Linked DNA regions of Mus musculus: regions 2, 3 and 4 are each linked to region 1. The links are chromatin loops, found by intact Hi-C in ENCODE. Cell type or tissue: heart. All regions are shown on one strand.

The links. Hi-C counts contacts between places; a loop is a spot of excess contacts. Peaks named below come from ENCODE experiments on the same cell type or tissue, not always from the same donor. Only the 100,000 strongest peaks of a DNase experiment are listed, where the experiment ranks them.
Region 2: it touches region 1 in a loop (2.7-fold over the local background); 13 of 42 quality-filtered maps call a loop at or near these places.
Region 3: it touches region 1 in a loop (2.8-fold over the local background); 16 of 42 quality-filtered maps call a loop at or near these places.
Region 4: it touches region 1 in a loop (4-fold over the local background); 6 of 42 quality-filtered maps call a loop at or near these places.

What each region holds. Positions count from the first base shown.
Region 1 is chr4:129,187,556-129,192,555 of GRCm38, reverse strand. It overlaps S100pbp (S100P binding protein), which reads left to right and starts at 2,977. Exons shown (of 7, transcript NM_001379590.1): 1 at 2,977-3,014. It overlaps Yars (tyrosyl-tRNA synthetase), which reads right to left and starts at 2,653. Exons shown (of 13, transcript NM_134151.5): 1 at 2,484-2,653. The coding sequence starts at 2,540. In heart, no CTCF peak of the experiment used is centred here; a DNase peak (open chromatin) is centred at 2,815; H3K4me3 peaks cover 3,328 bases; H3K27ac peaks cover 2,800 bases.
Region 2 is chr4:129,452,985-129,457,984 of GRCm38, reverse strand. No RefSeq gene overlaps it. Among named protein-coding and RNA genes, the nearest start is that of Bsdc1, 6.2 kb to the left of the region's middle. In heart, no CTCF peak of the experiment used is centred here; a DNase peak (open chromatin) is centred at 2,424.
Region 3 is chr4:129,132,446-129,137,445 of GRCm38, reverse strand. It overlaps Fndc5 (fibronectin type III domain containing 5), which reads right to left and starts at 447. Exons shown (of 6, transcript NM_027402.4): 1 at 283-447. The coding sequence starts at 367. In heart, a CTCF peak has its summit at 2,441 (motif pointing left); DNase peaks (open chromatin) are centred at 95, 744, 2,040 and 2,455; H3K4me3 peaks cover 1,861 bases; H3K27ac peaks cover 1,591 bases; H3K27me3 peaks cover 2,497 bases.
Region 4 is chr4:129,459,281-129,464,280 of GRCm38, reverse strand. It overlaps Bsdc1 (BSD domain containing 1), which reads right to left and starts at 2,602. Exons shown (of 11, transcript NM_133889.2): 1 at 2,576-2,602; 2 at 2,279-2,339. The coding sequence starts at 2,586. In heart, no CTCF peak of the experiment used is centred here; DNase peaks (open chromatin) are centred at 1,840 and 2,780; H3K4me3 peaks cover 1,928 bases; H3K27ac peaks cover 1,454 bases.

The DNA.
Region 1 (5,000 bases):
CTTGGTACCTGGTAATAGGTGCCATTTTCTTTTCTTTTTAAAGACTTAAGTGTATCTGTGTAAGAGTATGTGTGTATAAGTGCAGGTGCCTGCAGAAGCCAGAGGCATTACATCCCTTTAGGTGGCTGTAAGACACCTAATCTGGGTGTTAAAGATTGAACTTGGGGTAGGGGGTGGGATGGAGAGATGGTTCAGCAGTTAGGAGCACTGACTGCTCTTCCAGAGGTCCTGACTTCAATTCCCAGCAACCACATGGTGGCTCACAGCCATCTGTAATAGGATCCAATGCCCCTTTCTGGTGTGTCTGAAGATAACTAGTGTACTCATATACATTAAATAAATAATTCTTAAAAAAAGAAAAAGAGAAAAAGACATTGAACTTGGGTCCTATGCAAGAACACCAAGTGCTCTTAGCCGCCTTGTGTAACGCCATCGCTTTAGCCCCTGTTTTTCTTTTTTTTTTAAAAAAGGTTTACAAAATACAATAAAGGGCAGAGACATGTGTCTCAGTGTCCATGTTCCCGTCTCTGTGTCTGGGCACCACTTACTCTCCCTCTCTGCCTCCAGGGTGCCCTTATTCACCCGGTGTCTGCTTCCCTCTAATTCTTTCCCACACACCAGAGCCCTTTCCTATAAGGGAAGCGGTTTCCTGGAAGAGACCAAAGGTCAGAGTAGGCCAGTGGGATGAAGAGACACAGCAAGCCTGGGGGGGAGGAGAAGGTGGGAGGGAGAAGGAAGAGGGTAGGAAAGGATATGTTGGGAAGGGATGGGGCCTGGAAGTGAGGGGAGCGCAGGGAAAAGGAGAGAAGGGTGATGGGGGCGGGGGGCAAGGAGTGGAGGGAGTGAGAAAGAAATATGAGGAATGAAATTCTGAGAGAAACGAAATCACACACTACCTTGTGTAACACCATCCTGTGAAAGGACACCAATGGGCACACCTTATCTGACTCTAGGCATCAGACCCACCCAGGAGTGGTATACACTTAGGGACAGAAAGCAGATCAGTACTTGGGGGACAAGGATGAGTTAACTCTTAATATAGCTAATGGTACAAGGTTTTCTTTTTCTCTTTTTCTTTCTGTTTTTTCCACTGAGGGTCTTATGAAGCCCATGATGACCTTAACTTCAGCTATGTCACCGAAAGTGTCCTTAAATTCTGGATCTTCTTGCTTCCACTTCCTACATGCTGGGATTACAGCGTGTGCTCAGGTTGGTTCACATTTTTCTAGGGGTCGGGGGAGTTGGGAATAAAAATATTCTAGAACTTTAACCTTGTGGGTATACAAGAACTGACTAAAATGTACCCTTCGAAGAGGTGAATGAATGTTCTTAGTGACAGGGTCTCTGTATAGAGCTCTACCTAGCCAGGAACTCATTATGTAAACAAGGCTGGCCTCCAAATTGCAGCCACCCCCCTGTCTCTGACTCTCAGGTATTAAGATTACAGGTAGCATGTACCACCACACCCAGGATAGGTAAATTTAAAAAAAAAAATAGCTTGGTGGTGCAACCGCCCTTAGCGTAATTCTAGTCCAGTCTTTATCTGGCTTGTAAAACAAAGTTTACAAGCCCCTCATGACTTGGCTCCTACCTGTCTCTCCTTAGAGAACATGTCAAAGGACAGCAATAGGTTCTGTGGAGGAACATCAGAGGCACGGGCAGGCAGGGATGGAAACGGTTCTGTTGGCAGGGAGTTGTGGTGGCCGAGCAGTACTGTGCTTGCTTTATTCCATTTAAATCAGTGTCCTTGGACAAAGGGTGTGTGAGGGCACTGAAGGCTGAGTCCAGGGCCTTACTCATGCTTTACCACGGAGCTGAGCCTAGCCTTCTCCCTGTTCTACAATATTCTTGCTTCCCCTTGGGTCTTCCCTGTCTGAAATGCAGTTCTCAGCGCCCGCGTGTACACAACACACACACACACACACACACACACACACACGCCAGAAGAGGACGTCAGATCCCCTGATACAGGCCGTACCGAATAACCTGACATGGGTGCTGGGAACTGAAAACGGGTCTTCTGTAAGAGCAGTACTTTCTTTCCATTTCAGAGCCATCTCTTCGGCCAGCTCGCCCCTTATTTCTTTTCAGAACTTCAGTCATAGGAACTTTCAGTACGTGTTTTATTTGGGTTATAGGTCCTTTTAAATTTCCGGTTCTCTCCGCCAGAGTCCTGGAAAGACATGGCCCTGACTCCCTAGAGCCTAGCAGTGCTCCCGGCATGGAATAGGATGGGTGGAATGAGGTTCCCAGCCCCAGGAATGGCTGGAGCACAAGCTACGTGCACACAAAGGGTGAGCCCACTGGAGTTTCTCTTGCACCCTGAGAATGGCTGCTTGACTGATCAACTAGCAGAGAGGGCCGTAGAGCCGCCCAGGCGCGGAGACCGCGGCCCCACTCGTTTAGGGATTGGCATCGGGAATCATGGGACTTCAAATTCTCGGTACCCAACGGCGCATCCCAACCCCCCACCAAGGCCTGACCTGCAGGTTCCGGGTGATAAGATGCAGCTTCTCCTCAGGGCTTGGAGCATCACCCATGGCTCCGCTGTCTCTGTTTCCCGCGCTCAGCCGGCACCCGCGCCCTTTCCTCGTTCGCCGTCGTCTCCGCGTGCCGGGAACTGTCACGCTAGTCCCGTCGGGTTGCATCAGCTGAGCTCGTCGCTCCGCTTGCTAGGCCTAGATTCTGTCTGTCCCCTCCTCTCCCCGAGCATCCCCGAGTCAGGAGCAGCAGAGAGTCGAAAGAATCGATGAAACAGGAAGGGGCGGAACCATCCAAAAAAAAAAAAACCAAAACAGTGTAGGTGGAGCTGGGGGGCGGGGTTAGGAAGGCCGCCCATGACGCACCCTCTCAGGGGCGGGGCGGTTTCCTGCCAATCACTGCTTGCTTGCCCTCCCCCTGGTGTTGGCCCCGCTGCCTCGGGGTGGGGGAGGTCGTGAAGGGGGCGATAAAATGGCGCAGGGGGCGGAGTGAGGTGCTGCCGCTCGCCCAGGCTTTTGGCCCGGCTTCCGGAGGTGAAGAGCGGGCGGGACGTAAGGGTCGGCGCCCGTCGTCTAGGCGAGGGGTCGGGGGGGAGGGGGCGGGCCGCCTGTTGCTTCTCCACAGGGCCGCGTTCTTCGTCTTGCCCCCGTGAGGAGTAGGGAAGCTCGTCTCGCTGAGGGAAGGGCTGCTTCTCGCGCCAGAGGTGATGGCGGGCGGGGAGGTTGTCCCTGCCCCCCACCTCCACATCCGTGGGCGAGTGACGCCCCTCATCCCGCTGAGGAAAAGGGAGCTGTCAGGTCCTCGGGCCGCCGGCCCTGCCAGTGGGGGCGGGGGGGGGGGTCTTCCTCTCCCGGTGCCTGCCTTCCCCGCGGGAGGCTGTTGCTAGGGAGAGCGGGGATGGCGGGCTTCCCGCGGGGCGTCGTGGCGGGAGAGGGCGACCCACTCCGGGCGACCGCGGGCCGCAGCCTGCCGAGATGTGGCAGTCAGCGTCTGTCCCCTGAGGTCGGGTGCCCTGGCGGAGCCCGCGGGGGGACCTGGGTCGCCCCTGGGGGGAGGGGCGCGGAGGGAACACGCGCTCCTCCCGCTATCCGCGGGGAGGCGAGGACTCGCTCTCCCGAGTGGGAGGAGGAGGGAAGTGCAGAGGCCCTGGGCGCGGCGGGCGGGCGGGTAGTGTTCCCGACGGGGAGGCCCGCGGGCATCCTCGCAAGGTATCCCTGGGCCACCGTTGCTGGGTTTCATCCAGGGCCGCAGGGAATGCTGCAGACACCTAAGGTGAGCCCTTCTTCAGAGGGCCACCAAATGAGGACGGAGTTCACCGGCTGCCCTCATTTTTTGTTTTTTGTCCTCCCCCCCCCACCCCCCCGTGGTTGTTAAGAGCCCCAGGCTTTAATAGACTATTCTTGTAAAAGAAACCTGTTGCTTCAGTTTAGAAAAATCTGCTGCCTGGGCCTGTGTGGGAATTCTTGGCTCCCTAGTCTGGGGGAATTGTTACCTAAAGCAGAGATTTCCAGACCGGTTATCTTTCCATTTTACCTTGTTTGCAGTTAGCCCAGAGGGAGTTGCAAATTCTTTCAGATAGTCAGTTCCCTTTGTTAAAAAAAAAAATTTTGGGAGGGGCTCATTTTGATGATACACCCTTTTTTGGTGGATGCTGTCTGCTTCACGGGTAGTGTATTTTGTTTAGGAGAGGTTGGAAATCAAAGGCCAATGAGGAGTACCCCTCCACCCCCTTTTGCAAAATCCTTGCTTTTGGTCCTGCATATCAGACCCAGTTGGGTAGTGGTTTTGGTTTTAGAGTCCTGAACTAGGTAGGATGTGTAGTATACATTTGGCATTGGCGTTTTACTGTCCTGAATAGAATGAGGCTTTGTGCACGAAGCCAATAGGCAATAGGTTTTTTGAGGTAAGATAAAAATAGATGGGGGAACCAGTTTCTGAGGTTGCAACCAGGAGGTTAGAGAACAGAGAGGGGGTGGTACACTAAAGTGTGAAGACGGGGGTGGACAGGTGAGGGAAGTAGAAGGACAGAATAGGGTCACACAGAGATGTGGAGCAGAATTAAGAGAATTTAGAAATAGGAAAATATTCCTCCCTGAAAAATAAGCGTCCATGTTTGAAAGATTTACCAGGCAAGTGCCAAGAATGGCAGGTGATGTAGCATTCGAGAGGGGGGATTGTGACACTTAAGAGGTTCACGATGTTTATTATTAACATAATATTATTCTGTGGATTATGATTTTTTTTTTTTTTTTGAGACAGGGTCTTACTGTGTACCACTAGCCAGGAACTTGCAGTGTAGACCAGGCTGGCCTAGAATGCTGAGATGCACCCAACTCTGTCTCCTCTAGGTGCTGGGATGAAAGGCAAATGTCTCCATGCCTTGCCATATTGAAGGCTTCCCTCCCTTGAAAATTCAAGTTGACTTTATGTCAAACCCCTCCTTTTCCCTCCCACCTTTGTCCTGTGTAGCCCCTATGGTTTGGAACTTGAGATGAAGCCTCAGGTAGCCTTGAACGCCT
Region 2 (5,000 bases), 270 kb before region 1:
GGTGCTGGGTCATTGGAAGAGGCACCCAAGTGCTGGGATTATGGACATGCACCACTGGATAAGAAAAGTTCACAGCGGCTCACACCTCTAATCCCTGCACTCACAAGCTAGAGGCAGACAGATCTCCGAGTCTGAAGTCAGTCTGGTCTCCACAGCAAGTTCCAGGCCAGGCAGAAACATAATGAGACACACCGTTTTGAAAAGGTGGCTTGTTTTGTTTTGTTTGCCCATGTAATAATGATGTGTTCACAGCAGGGTAACTTTTTTTTTCATTTTTATTTATTTATTATTATAAATAAGTACACTGTAGCTGTCTTCAGATGCACCAGAAGAGGGCGTCAGATCTCATTATGGGTGGTTGTGAGCCACCATGTGGTTGCTGGAATTTGAACTCAGGACCTGTGGAAGAACAGTTGGTGCTCTTACCCGCTGAGCCATCTCACCAGCCCACAGGGTAACTTATTAAACAAGAAATCTAAGAATAAACTAAGATGTTTAATATTTAGAGACACCAATCTCTTCCCAAGGCCATAAAACTAGGAAAGGCTAGAACTCTCATATGAGCTTGAAGTTGTCCATTAAAATTAAAATCAAGTTTCTGGGTCTGGAGAAATGGTTTAGTGGTTAAGGTCACTTATTGCTCTGACAAAGGACCTGGATTTGATTTCCAGCACCCAAATGATGGCTCAGAACCATCCACAAGCCTGTGTTGTGGGCTGTTCAGCAAGAGAAGACTGTTCCAACATAGGTTTAAGCTGATAGAAAGTCTTTATTACCCAGCCAATAATTACACAGTTCAGGATCCCAGGGTTGCCCCAAGCATTTCTCAGGGTGAGCTTTTAAACATAAAGACAGCACCCTGGGTTGACATCCTTCAGTTAACAAGAACAGTTAGCCAGAAGCTAAACTATAGAAGCCAAAACCACAAGGTTGGTCCATTAGAAGATTTCCCAGAGCTAAGGGCTTTGATGGATTAGGCCTTTGTTTTTGTTTTAGCAGGCGACCTGTCTAACAGCCTGAATGGCACTTCCATCATGGAGTCAGCTGTGCTAGGGTCTTAGGGCCTACTAATGTCTGGGGCCCTGTTACACCCAGTTCCAAGGAAGCCAACAGGTACACATGTACTGTACATATATGCATATAGGCAAAAACTCTTATGTAAAGTAAAATAAACTTTAAAAATCAAATTTCTAACCAGGCTATGGTGGCGCAGGTCTTTAATCCCAGCACTTGGGAGGCAGAGGCAGGAGGATTTCTGAGGTCGAGGCCAGCCTGCTCTACAGAGTGAGTTCCAGGACAGCCAGGGCTACACAGAGAAACCCTGTCTCGAAAAACAAACAAACAAACAAAAAATCAAATTTCTACCCCTCTCACATGTTATGCCTTCTTGTCCCACCCTCCCACCGAGATAAGCTATACAGAGGCAACAACTACTTCCTACACTTCAGTATAATCCCTTTTGCTCACAACTGGCACAGTGCTTGCTGACAAAGTCTTCAATCTCATTAGACAGAGAAACTCAACATGCTCTGGTCTTTCTCATTTGTCAGTCGAGAGAATCTCTTCTAAGCAACACCTGTCAATCAAAAAGGCTTATGGGCAAAGAGCAGAAGCAGCAACTAAGCGGCGGGACACAGGCAGGGACAGAGAGAATTCTGGGAAATAGTCAGAGGGATTGGAAGGATTCTGCAGCCAGATGTTGAGGAAGAAATGGGCCAGGACTGAGGAGAGGTCACTAACCAGCAGCGAGCGGAATTCAGGTTAAAAAAAAGGGAAGATCTGCCCCAGGAACACAGAGGAAACCAGCCATGAGGCTGAACCTGGGTTAGAATAAAAGGGATAATAATAAATCAGAGAAAAAGTCGAGGCTTATGGCCAAGGCATTTATTAACAAACAGTCTCAGAGTCGTTTTTCCGGGAGCAGGGGCTGGAGCAGAAAAACTGGATTTATTATTTACATTTGTCCTTTCCCAAGTCTTGACCCTGGACGACTCCTCTTCGCTGACATCACCCCCAGCATCCAGTGGATTTGGACTCAAATCCTAGTACACCCCCTTTCTAGCAATGTGGCCTTTCCAGACTTTGGTGTCTTCGTCCTTGAAACGTGATCCATTTGGCGATGGTGGCCCACACCCTTAATTCCAGCACTTGGGAGGCAGAAGCAGGCAGATCTCTGAGTTCTAGGGCAGCTCTGGTCTGCAGAGTGAATTCTAGGACTGCCAGGGCCACACAGAGAAACCCTGTCTCAAGACAACAAAACAAAACAAAACAAAAATGCGACTTGGATGTGATCCAAATCTCGGTTGTTGTAAGGACTGCGTGTGTCAGTTATCCTCCTTGGAGCGTGTCCTTGGAGCCTAACACAATGCTGGACACGGGTTAGAAAGCCGCTGTAACGATTCTGGCTCTGCTCCTAAGAAGCACATACACACATGAACCACTAGATGGCGGTATGGGATCATTCATAGGATACCTCTTCAAGGCTCCTCTCAGGGAGTGGTCTTGGGAAGATGTCCAGAGCCTAGCTTGGAGAGACCTCATTATTCTCAATAGAAGGTTGTCTGGCCTTGGATGATCCTGGGAGGTGACTCAAGCCTACCTCCCAGACCTTCTGGAAGCTTCAATGGCATTAAACCCACACTGTTTTCACTGGAGACACCAGTACAGAGTTAGCAGGAAGGATTATATAAATTGTGTAATCTAGCTGGTCCAGGTAACAGAGGAAGCTAACAGAGTGGTCCTTGTTTAGCTTCCAGGGCTGCCTGTTGACGTTTCAGACTTTGGGCTGGCAAGATGGCTCTATGGGCAGCAGGAACTGACAAGTATTACAAGCTGATGTAATCCCCAGGACACGCGAGTGAAAGAAGCACCGACTTCTACAAGCCTTCCTCTGACCAGCACATATGTGTCATGAAAGTGCACACATGCCGTGCCTGTACATGGACATATATGCACTTGCACACACAAACTATGACTAAAGAAATGTAGTTTTTTGTTTTTTGTTTTTTTTTTAATTTGGGGAATTTGTTATTGAACAATGTCATATGTAATTAAATAATGGATTCCTTCTAGGATGGCAGGTTTAGTTTAAACCATGTTAAAGAAGCCGGGCGTGGTGGCACACATCTTTAATCCCAGCACTTGGGAGGCAGAGGCAGGCAGATTTCTGAATTCGAGGCCAGCCTGGTTTACAAAGTGAATTCCAGGACAGCCAGGGCTACACAGAGAAACCCTGTCTCGAAAAACCAACAAAACAAAACAAAAACAAAAGAGTTAAGAGTTTGTCTAGATCTGTTGTGTAGTAGTTTCCTCTGAAGTTAAAGTCTTCTACCTTTTGGGGCTGAAGAGATGGTTCAGTGGTTCTGAGTACTTCCTGCTCTTGCAGAGGACTCAGGCTTAGTTCACAGGACAGCTTATAAGCATCGGTAACTCTGGTTTTGTCATCTGATGCACTCTGCTGGCCTCTGTGAGCACCATACACCCACCTGTTATATATACACATACAAACATGAAAGCAAAACACTATTTTACACATAAAATAAGTAAATTAAAAAAATTAAAAACTTCTATTTTGGAGAGTAACATGTTTTCCACTAAAGCAATATGAGCCAGATTAGGCCAGATTAAAATGAATAAAAGCAGGTTTATTAGACAGGTTTCTTCCAGGTGGGTTCACTGGTCCTAAGCAATATTCCCAAGGAAATTACACAACTTGATTAAGGCAAGGGGGTTTTATAGATCTTAGGCATCAGGTGATAATGTGTCAGCTAGGAGCTGGGATTGTACCCATATATGGTCAAAAGCTGAGCCCCTGGGCAGGCATTCTTGGGTAGGTTTCAGGAAACAAGGAAGCAAGGGATGACAAGGTGGGGTGTGGGGGGATTGTGAGCAGGGGTTCCAACACAATGAAGAGAAGCTCCTTAAGTCACAGAATGTTAAATGGGTCATGAAACAACAGATATTCTAAAGGGAGGTAAGATGCTCTGACCTGTAAGGAAACTTGGTTAGCTCAGGAAGTAAACAACTCAGAAGACTTCAGGAAGTCCCTGAAACGGAGCCCCAAACATATAAATAAGCAGTAGGAACTGTTGAGAGACTCTCACGGCTGCCAAGGTAGCTGGGAAAGACATGCTCCATCCTATTAAGATGCTGCTAGGCTGTGTAGTGCACTCCAGGTTTCCAGCTTTTATGACCTGGCACCCATGTTGGGGTGGGCTTTGGTGGTAAGGTTGTCTTGGAGTCATTCCTGCTCCTGTAAGTAACCCCTTACCCATATCCTGTTGGTAAACCCATTACAATTTATTGGGTCCCCAAGATGGAGTTGTGGTATTTTCATCTGTCATTCGTCACACATCTGAGATGAATAGGTTTTTGTTCATGTCTCCTTGTGAATAGCATCACACAACAAATGATTAGAGGAAACTTTGGAGTTTGTTTGAGACAGGATTTCTTTACGTAGCCCAGGCCGTGCTGGAACTAGCTTTGTAGATCAGGCTGGCCACAGTACTGGTATTAAAGGCATATGGCACCATGCTCAGAGCTTACCGCGCAATCTTTTTGTTTGTCTGTTTGTTTTCAAGACAGGGTTTCTCTGTGTATCCCTGGCTATCCTGGAACTCACTTTGTAGACCAGGCTGGCCTTGAACTCAGAAATCTGCCTGCCTCTGCCTCCCAAGTGCTGGGATTAAAGGCGTGTGCCACCACCACCCAGCTTTACTGCACATTCTTGACACCAGAAACACCACCATGCCTTTGCCTCATATAAAACCATGAACCAAAATAAATTTTCACTCCCTTGGTATGCTTCTGTTGGGTGCTTTGTGATGGCAACAAAACCCTCTAAGGCCTTGGCATTTCTCCACCAAGTCCTCACAATCTTTTGACAATAACCTGACAATAATCTATTCTCTAAAGGGTGAATTCAAGTTCTGGAACAAACAGCCTAGAGACGTTAGTGTCGGAGAGGGAGAAGGAGGAGAGGAAAATTATTTAAAATATGT
Region 3 (5,000 bases), 55 kb after region 1:
AGGTGGCTGAGGCAAAGACTCAGGGTTAGGGGATGACCTGAAGGGACCAGGAGCCGCAAGAGCTTTAAAAACTCAGGGCTGAGGTGACTGGCAGAGGTTTGGAAGCTGAAGGACGGGTTTAGGGGTCAAGAAGGTTCGGAGGCGCTAGGGTCAGGTTAGGAGAGTAGGGACCAGGTGACACAGGAGGTCCTCAGGGAGCAGGAAGGGAACCGAGGACTTCCCGGTGGCGGCGTGGGAGGGGAAGCTGTTCCCTCCCTCGTCCCCCTCCCCAGGCCCCCTTACCCGCCTGCACCAGCGCGAAGCAGACGCAGCCTAGCCACAGGCGGAGCGCGGCGCGGGGCGGCCAGGCGCACGGCCCTGGGGGCATGGCGACTCCTGGGCCCGGTGACCGCTCGCACTCACGCTCCAGCCCGCGGCCCTCCCGGCCCGGCCGCCCCGCGCCGCCCCGCGCCGCCTGCATATCGGCTCCGCGGACAGCGACTCCCGCGCGGCGGCGGCGGTGGTGGCGGCGGCGGTGGTGGCGGCGGCGGCGGCAGCGGCCGCGTCCACGTCGGGCGCCTGGGGGGCGGGGCGCCCCCGCTGCGGGGAGAGGGCGGGGGCGGGGTGAGGACCGAGGGCGCCCCCACTCCTGTCCCCGCTCTTCACTCTGTGGGCTCCCGGGAAGCCAGGGGCTTTGGGGACCCCGCGGCTCACGCTCTCTGACCGATGCAGGACCCGTAGCACCGTGCCGCGGTCAGTCCCAGCCTTAACCCTGACCTGGCCCCGGTCCCGCTCTTCCTTAGGGAAGAGGGAGGGCAAGTGCTTGGGAGATGCCCATCTGTACCCCATCTCTCACTCCAGCCCACACCCCAGGCACACACACACACACACACACACACACACGAGCTGTAGAGTGTAAGGGGGGTACAGACTCGGTACTCTGGGGAATGTGTGTACTGGGGCCGAAGAGGCTCTCCTCTGACTCCCTGGAGGTCTAGCTGAGACCTCAGACCAGTCCTTTCTTTTTCTTGTGCCTATTTTTAATCCCCTCGAGAGCACTGCGAATATCTGTCAGGCGCAGACACTCTGTAGGCCTTGGCTGGGTTTGGGACTTGGTTCTCTCTGCAGCCCCTTCAGGTCCACTCTGCTGCGGGGCGTCTCATGTAGGTGGATACTGCAGTTTGGTAACTTGTTTTGTCCAAGGACCCACCACGGGCAGGATTTGAATCCAAGGTGGGCTCAACTTCACACACTCCTCACCCAGAGTGACTTCAACACTCCAGCATCTAGAATCTCTCTCTCTCTCTAAAACTGGCACATTCTAGATTATTAAAAGAACAATCTGGAACCGTGTTTCTCCAAGATCAGAGGGCTGTGGTTTCTGGACGCTCTCGGGACCACTATATCCATTCTGACCTGACTGAGCAGTGATTTAGCTAATGGCTCTAAAGTGGTAGGGGCTGGAAGATGTGGCAGATAGCTCCAGCTAATTAGCACACGTTGATAACCCTTTTTTTCCATCACCTTGGGAACAGCCAGGTGCCAGCCTGTCCTCACACACCCTTCTGGCTACTCCTTTGATGGCCTTAGAGGCAGAGAGGAGCCTCCACCCCACATTTACTGTCCTGCCCTAAGGAGAATCCCTATAGGACAGCAGAAGGCTCCCCAGCCTCAGCCTCTTACTTTCTTGGGCTGGAGTCGCAGTCAGAGAGCCAAGGTTAAGGAGTGAGGTTAGACCAGAGAGGCATCTCACAGAAGCCTCTAAGATCTTCCATCCTATCCCTAGACTTTAGATGAAGAAGAAACTGAATCACAGAGATAGAGAACCTAGAGCTTGGTGCACACACACACACCCCCATAAGGCAAACACACACACACACACACACACACACACATACACCCCTCCTGTACTAATGCTTACCCAAGGAGTCTTTCTCCCCAAGTTTCTACCTGATCCCCTGGGAAGAATGAGGTGTGGGGGGCAGGGGGTTCTGCTGAGCTTTCCATTCACAACACCCAGCCTTCTGTACCCCCAGGACTCCATGCTAGGCAGGCTGACCTCCCACCCCAGCACCATCTGTTTTCTTGGCCACATACCTTGTCCTGGGGGGGCCTTGTTAGGACTTGGACCTTCCGGGATGGTAGCCCAGCCAGGGCACCTTCCCTCTTCTTTTTCTCTTTCTCTTTTGTTAGGTGCTGCCCGCTCTGCCCTACCCACCCCACCCTACCAGCTGCAGCTTAACCCCCAAGGACCTCCTTGCCTTCCCCAGACTACCAGGGGGCTGGCAGGAGCAACTGGAGTCTCTTCGGTTGGCTATCGCACGAGCAGCAGGAAAGAGAGGGGTCAGATAGAGGTCATAGGATCCAATTTTATCCTGACTGAGGAAAAAGGAGAGAGAGGGTCCTGGTGGGGTCTGGCCTATAGTCCAGTGATGGGGAAAGGAGAACCTCTGCGCCACCTGCTGGCAGTTCTGGGAAAAACCCCAGGCGGATGTAGGGCGTTAGGAGGGGGGAAAGGGCAGCCAGTGTTCACCGCCTGGGAGCTAGGAGGAAAAGCTTGCGGGTCGTCGCTGTTAGAAGGGTCATGGCAGACTTGGAGAATTTGGAGCGTTGTGGCGGTGGGGTGTAGCCTTCCTAGGATTCATGAGGTGCTTGGACATTGTTTCGGTTCTGGAGGAAGCCCTGGCGTGGAGTCTAGCACCCAGTAGGAGCTAGTTAGAAGCAGGAAGACTGAAAGGGCCTGGAGATGGCCTGAGGGAGCCTGGGAAGGCATTTGTCAGCACCACTTGTTTTATATACGCCATCCCGTGCTTTCTACCTTAACCAGACACACAGTAGGTATTCAGTAATGTTTATTGACTCTATGGAACAAATTCATTCTTCAAACATGTATTTATTGAATACCCATTATGCACCGGGTTCCAGGCAACATCCTGAAAGAACACACAAACACTTGAACTAGAGAAGGAGAAGGGGGGAGTCTGGAGGGGCTGAATGTCCCTGAAGTCACACCTGGGGACTCACCAACATTTGGACCCCCGTGGGTGTCAAAGCTGTCCAGAGTCTGGGAGCCTATCTTAGGCGGCAGGTCCCCCACAGCAGATCACAGTTTTCCATCTAGAAGGCTCTTTATCTGATCTTGGAGCAGACTTGGCTCACATTTACTCTGCTCTTTGTTTTTTTTTTTTTTTGTTTTTTTTTTGTTTTTTGTTTTTTTGCTTTTTGAGATGGGGTTCCTCTGTGTAGCCCTGGCTGTCCTGGAACTCACTCTCTAGACCAGGCTGACCTCGAACTCAGAGATCCACCTGCCTCTGCCTCCTGAGTGCTCAGGATTAAAGTCCTGAGCCAACGCTGTGGTATTTAGACACAGCCCCAAGTCACAGGGAGACAAGACTCAGGAGAAGGCAGGGGATTGCGTTGAGGTACAATGAGAGAGCACTCACTCTTGACCTGCATTAATGGGATTTTAAGGTTGATGTGCGTCGTTAGTCTCAGCTCTAGATCAAGAAGCTGAGCCTCAGAGAATTAAGGGACATGGCTGCAACCACCCAGACAATGAACTATGGAGCTGTGTCTAAAATCCATGGCTTCAAGTTCAGGACCTGATTTGACCTTTTACCTCCCTTACCTCTAAGGACCTTTCAGAGGATTAGTGTAAAAGCATTTTTTATTTGCCTGATGTAACTGTTGTCTCCCAGGCTTACTGCCTCCCTCTGCTAACCTCTGCCTAGTTCTGGAAGCTTCTAGCCTCTGTACAATCTAATCTGGGCCTAGAATGTTTCCAGCCTCCGAGACTCGCCGATGAAGAAGCTCACCCTTTCTCGTTCTCTCTGAGTTCTGGCTGGCTGGCTCAGCTCAGCCGTTCTGGCTCAAACTCCTCGACAAGCTGACTGATTCCATCTGACTTCTCTCTCAGCCTCTGACTGAACTGCTCTGGTTGACCTCATACTAACTTTGGCCATCTGTTCTAATCTTCTGGCTCCTTCTCCTTCTCTGGCTCATTCTGTCTTCACCTGTGTTTAGCTTGTTTTCTCTTTCATCTGTCTCTCTAAGTGTCCTGGTAAAACTGCCTCCTTCAAGCCGGGCGTGGTGGCGCATGCCTTTAATCCCAGCACTTGGGAGGCAGAGGCAGACAGATTTCTGAGTCCGAGGCCAGCCTAGTCTACAGAGTGAGTTCCAGGACAGCCAGAACTACACAGAGAAACTGTGTCTCGAAAAAAACAAAACAAAAACAAACAAACAAAAAACCAAAAAAACCTGCCTCCTTCTCCTCTCTCCCTCTCTCTCTGCACAGTTTCCTCTTGTGTTGTCTCTCTTCCTTCTCTCTTCTCTGGAGAGTCGAGTGTATCCTATATATCTCTGATTTGTCACTTTGTCTGCCACTCAACTTGACATCACTTTCAAACATGGCTGCTTCCTTTTACAAACTAACTTTACTTACATTGTTTGGGATTAAAGGTGTGTACTGAGAGGTTGTCTGCATTCTAGCCAGATCACACAGACCAGGAAGGTCTTTGGATGTGATCAGGGCAGCCATATTGCAGGATTAATATTCCTCCTACAGATGAGGACACTCTTCTCTGAAAGACATAAGGGGCTTGATGCTCCCAGGGGCAGTGGTGAAACCCAGGGACTGACCCACCATTTACCAACGCTTTCCACAGTCCATCGTCCTCACAACGCTTATGGTCGGGAACGTTATGTCCATGTCATTGCTGAAGAAACTGATGTTCAGAAGGAGAAAAGGGCTTGCTGTGGGTTGTATAGCCAGGAGACACTGGTCTGTCATATCTCTGAGATTAGTCTCTGATGTCCTCATTATGGTGAGGCTTGGCTAGGTTCATAGTTCCCAAGGTCTTAGCAAGGAGGGCTTCTAGGAGAAGGCGATACATGGGCCAGCTAGGAGATAAAGCAGGAAGGCTGGGGAAGAGGTAGAGAACATAGTGTTGCATGTGGAGGGGAGGCAGGGGAAGCCGTGCATGTGAGGCAGGAGAGTGACTGGCACTGGATTGAAACACGGG
Region 4 (5,000 bases), 270 kb before region 1:
GCACATTTTTAGCCACTCAGAGTCCGGTAAGAGTAGTTGTCCAGTAAGAGCATAGCATCAAAGAGTCTAGGGAAAGAAGCAGGCGTCACCTGCAAGGAGAAGTGCGCAACAGACCATGCAGAGCACACACAGTTGTGAGCTGAGGACAAAGATCTTCAGAGGCCCATCTTTAAGGGCAGGTAGAGGAACATGAGTTCAACAGTCAGGAAAGAAAAACCTGCACAGTGCACAAGGGTGTGGAGAACTGGGAGAGAGTTACATCACAAAAGTCGGAAGAGTGACAGTTCAAAAAAAGGTGGGGTAGGGTGGGGTGGGGAGCATGGTAGTGCCAACTGCTGCAGAAAGTTCCAGAAAGATAAGGGCTAAAAAGTACCCAGTGGAGCTGGCAAGTGTGAAATGACTGTCATTACAGATAAGTGTCCAGGTGGTGGCTTCAGGGGTGGGGAGGGAGTAACCCGAAATCAAGCTTATTGACGTCGTATTTTTAAAGTATGCCAGGCTGCTGAACACAGACTTGAGGGAAGAGTTTCCGACGTCAAGGGGAAGAGTAAAATAAGAGGGAGAAAAGGTCTGTTGGGGGCGTGCCTAGACGAAGTGAGACCAGGGCACGTGTCGGGGGAGCACACAATGCAGCAGAGCTTTCTCTAGTGCTGTGTCTGTCTGTACATGAACTTGGACGCGTTGGATCTGTACATGAACTTGGATGCACTGGATGGGGACTCAGTAGACTCAAGGCAGGAGTGGGAAGGAAGCAAGCAGAGGAAGTCAGGTTACACGCCCCTCTCAAAATGAGAGGACGTTTGCTAAGAGAGCAGGAAGACACCGACCCAAAGGGAGCGGAGATGGCCAGCAGCAAAGACGGCAGCAGAGGAGCAAGGGAAAAGTCGAAAAACGGTGACTGAGTTTTACTGAGTCACTTAATAAAGAGCGAATGCCTATGTAGCACCCAGAGAGACCACATATTGTCTGAGTGTTCTGCATATTATCATGTGATCCTCGTGACATCGCATTAGAGAGGTACTGCCATTTCACAGTGAGGAAGGTAAGAAGAAGAAGAAGAAGAAGAAGAAGAAGAAACCAGATAAACAAACTTGCCCAAGTCATAAGCTACACGCCTTTAATCTCAACACTCAGGAAGCAGAAGGAGGCGGATCTCTGTGAGGCTGAGGCCAGCCTGGTCTACATAATGGTCCCAGGGCAGCCAAGGGCGACATACACCATGAGACCCTGTCTCAAAATAAAACAAACCACGACCACCACCAATAACAACAAAATAACTTGTCCAAGTTCCCAGAAATGTAAGGAACTAAAGGGAGAGATTAAGTCTCTTCCTGAAAGCCTCGAAACACACGGGGAGTCCTCACAGGACAGGACACCTGCCGGATAGCACACTTTCTTTGCATGCTTGAGGTCTCATATTAATCCTTAGCGTAAAGTCCTGCCTCTCCATCATCAATAAAACTTCCAGCACAGGGAATTCTCAGATGTGCTGAGCTGTAGCTTGAGCGGAGGCTTCCCAGGAGAACCCGGAGCAAGGAGAAAATAAAAACAAAAACCAAAAAACCAAAAACCAAACAAACAAAAACCGTTCCTAAAGTACTGGGCTGACTTGAGATCAGAAGCCTCTCGGAGTCTGCCCTGAAGCACGACTCCCTTCACTTGCTTGAGGTAAACAGTAATTAGTTACCCCACGACTTAGTTGGGCTGCCTGTAAATAAAGGAATGTGGGATAAAACAGGAACACCAACTGGCATTGCCTAGGACAAGGACAAGCATTAGTCACAATCACAGCCACTTCCCCAGGTCTCCACTCTCTGGCCCCCCCTCATCCCTTTGTAAACCAGTCACATAGGCACCATCAGGTACCAGCGCATATGGCAATCCTCATCTCTACCCGGATTCTTGGCTACACCTTCCTTGGCATGCTCATGACTCCCTAGTCTGGACAATTAGGGACTGCCCTTTCCCGGTATTCACAACAGTAACTAAGCAACTATTTTGCTTGACTGCCTCCACACCAGACTGAGCTTTGTGAGGCCCAAGACTATCTGTCTGGCTAAGGTCTATATCCTCCCAACCTGTCTGTGAGTAGTGACTGTCACATATTCTAATAAATATTGCTGTTTAAGAGTAAGATGTTGTTAGTGGTGGTGTTCTACCCTTTTCTCGTAAATGGCCTCACAGAAGCTCAAAAAAACCCAAGCAGGGGCTAGCTGGGGTTGGTTGCAAGGAGACGGCCGCGGTGCCCTGCCGAGGGAAGGGTGCTGGCCCGGCTTACCTTCTCTTTGACTGCCTGGTAGCTCTGCTGCAGCCAGCTCCGCCACCACCCCACGTCCTCCCTGTGGAAGACAGACACATCTGACGGCCCTGCCGGGCGACTCCAGCCCAGCCTCCGGCCGGAGATGAGGCTTTTCCGGCCGCTTCCCCATGCCCTCGCACCACGCCTCCGCTCTGCCCTTCCAGCTCAGTCCGCACCCGCACCGGCAGCCTGTCCCCAACAGGGACCCCTGGCCCAGTACCCCATCCCTCGAAAAGCCCAAGCCCCCAACGCCAGAAAGCGGAACGCCAAGCTCACCCTTCCGCCATCTTGCCAGCATGACATCACCACTATTTACCGACCTTTGACTTCCGACACGGCACCGCCCCCTCAGGCTCCGCCCCCATGAGCGTGCCCCAATCTTAACACAAGGACAACTCTCCGCCCAGTCCCCGCCCCCCTACATCAATGTGTCTGGCCTTTGTCCAATCCATGTCCCAAATGCGATTTGTCCCGCCTCTGAACTCTCGATCCAATGGTGTGTAAGATTGTCCTCGGGTCCCACCAACCAGCCGCTAGCTTTCCCGGTAGTCCCTGACTACAGTGGCCTCTCCGGGCCAATTTCGGCAGGCTCGTTAGACCGCCAATTAGAAGGCGAGGCGAGGAAAGGAGAGGCCGGGTTGGGACGTTGTGTTCTTAGAACCTGGAGTTAAGTTCCGCCCCCCTTTGTGAAGCCAGCCGCGTAGCAGCTCCTTGGTGTTCTGCTGCAGGCTAATTCAGCAAGCTCCGATTGCGGACCTCAGAGCCAGAGTAAGGCTATGGGGAGAATCCAGAGCTCTCCTCGGGATGACACCCAGGATCATTTGGAGAGGCAGATACATATTCACATTATTTCTTAAGCCCGATTTAAGAAAACGCTAGCTGAAAGTGTTCTGGAAAAATCCCACTGATAGGGGGGAATTGAGGTCTATTGTGTGGTGGAAGGGGGATTTACATAGATCCTGTGGCCCTACCTACTACTTCCTCAATCTACACAAACCCCTCCTTCACCTCCAGCAGGAGGTTGACTCCCCTCCTCGAAGGCTACACTGTAATCAAGGTCATCACTGCTACCTGATCCCATAGCCTCTTACCTGCCTGAGGAACAAGCTATATACTAATTCTCCCAGTGTTCCCCAAGGCCTCCCATCTAACTTTCAAAAAGATTGTTGCTGGTATTTCTCCTGTCTAAAAAACTAACAACTATTGGATGGATCACAGGGCTCCCAATGGAGGAGCTAGAGAAAGTACCCAAGGAGCTAAAGGGATCTGCAACCCTATAGGTGGAACAACATTATGAACTAACCAGTACCCCGGAGCTCTTGACTCTAGCTGCATATGTATCAAAAGATGGCCTAGTCTGCCATCACTGGAAAGAGAGGCCCATTGGACACGCAAACTGTATATGCCCCAGTACAGGGGAATGCCAGGGCCAAAAAAAAAATGGGAATGAGTGGGTAAGGAAGTGGGGGGGAGGGTATGGGGGACTTTTGGGATAGCGTTGGAAATGTAATTGAGGAAAATATGTAATAAAAATAAATAAATAAATAAATAAATAAATAAAAAAATAAAGTAGACCACCATAAGGCTGTTAAGGGAGAAAAAATGGAATGAGTAATTTCCAGTGGTCTTTCTCCCTTCTAAGGTCCATGCTTTGCCTGCAACGAATGCACAAGGTTTAAAGCTAAAAAATGCTGTGATAAATGATTTGTGCTACTGAACAAGATGGGCTAAGAAACAAGTTGAGTTCTTTAATCCCCAACAGAATCTACCTTTGCAATTTCATTCCCCACATTAAAGGTCACTTGGAACTACTGCCTGCCTCTACCTCCCAAGTGCTGGGGTTAAAGGCATGCGCCACCACTGCCCGGCATGTATTTTTTTTTTTTTAACTAGACAATTTAATCCAAGATATTGCAGGTGCTAGGCAAACATGCTATCAGTAAATTACATCCAAGCCCTGAACTGTTAATTTATAATCGCACACATAAAACCATGCCAGTCAGATGGCCGTGCCTCCTCCCAGGGTTCTCCTTTCTGTTCCTACCTGGTTGGTCTGACCTTGCACCTCCACCCTCCTTGCTCACACTGCCCCACATACAAAGGCTACTTAGATTTCCCAGAAACTTTCTGGTGCTTTCCTGACCCTGAGCCCTTGAACATGTCTTCTCTGCCTGCAGTTCTCTGACCTCAGTTTCTTACCCACTCTGACCATGCTATTGAGAACTGCAGCTTGTGCACCATAAATACCAGCACTTGGAGGTGGGGGTGAAAGACCCCAAGAGGAGCCCCTCGCTCAGGCCTCGGGATAATAGCGGACCCCCAAGATCTCATGAGAGACCAAGCTTGATGCAAACCACATGAGGCTTTATTTGGGGAAAGCCAGAGCTCTAGGGACGACTCATCCCACGCAGGGGTAGAGGAGTCGACCTCGAGGGGAAAGGGGTCCCAGTTTTTATAGGCCCTCGGGGAGGGGGGGAGGAGAAGGGGGAAGTAGGGGATTTCCAGGTCTTCTCAAGAAATGGGTATGGGAGGGGTACAAGGAAAGAGTCTAGTGCAGGTGTAGCAACTCCAGATTGGCCCGGCTGTGGTTGCTGGGGAGATTTTCCAACTCTAGCCCAGCAACCAATATCACAAACACCTGGCAGTGAGGTGCAGCAGTGGGCACACACATGGGTTCAAGGAACGGCCAGAACATTGGCAG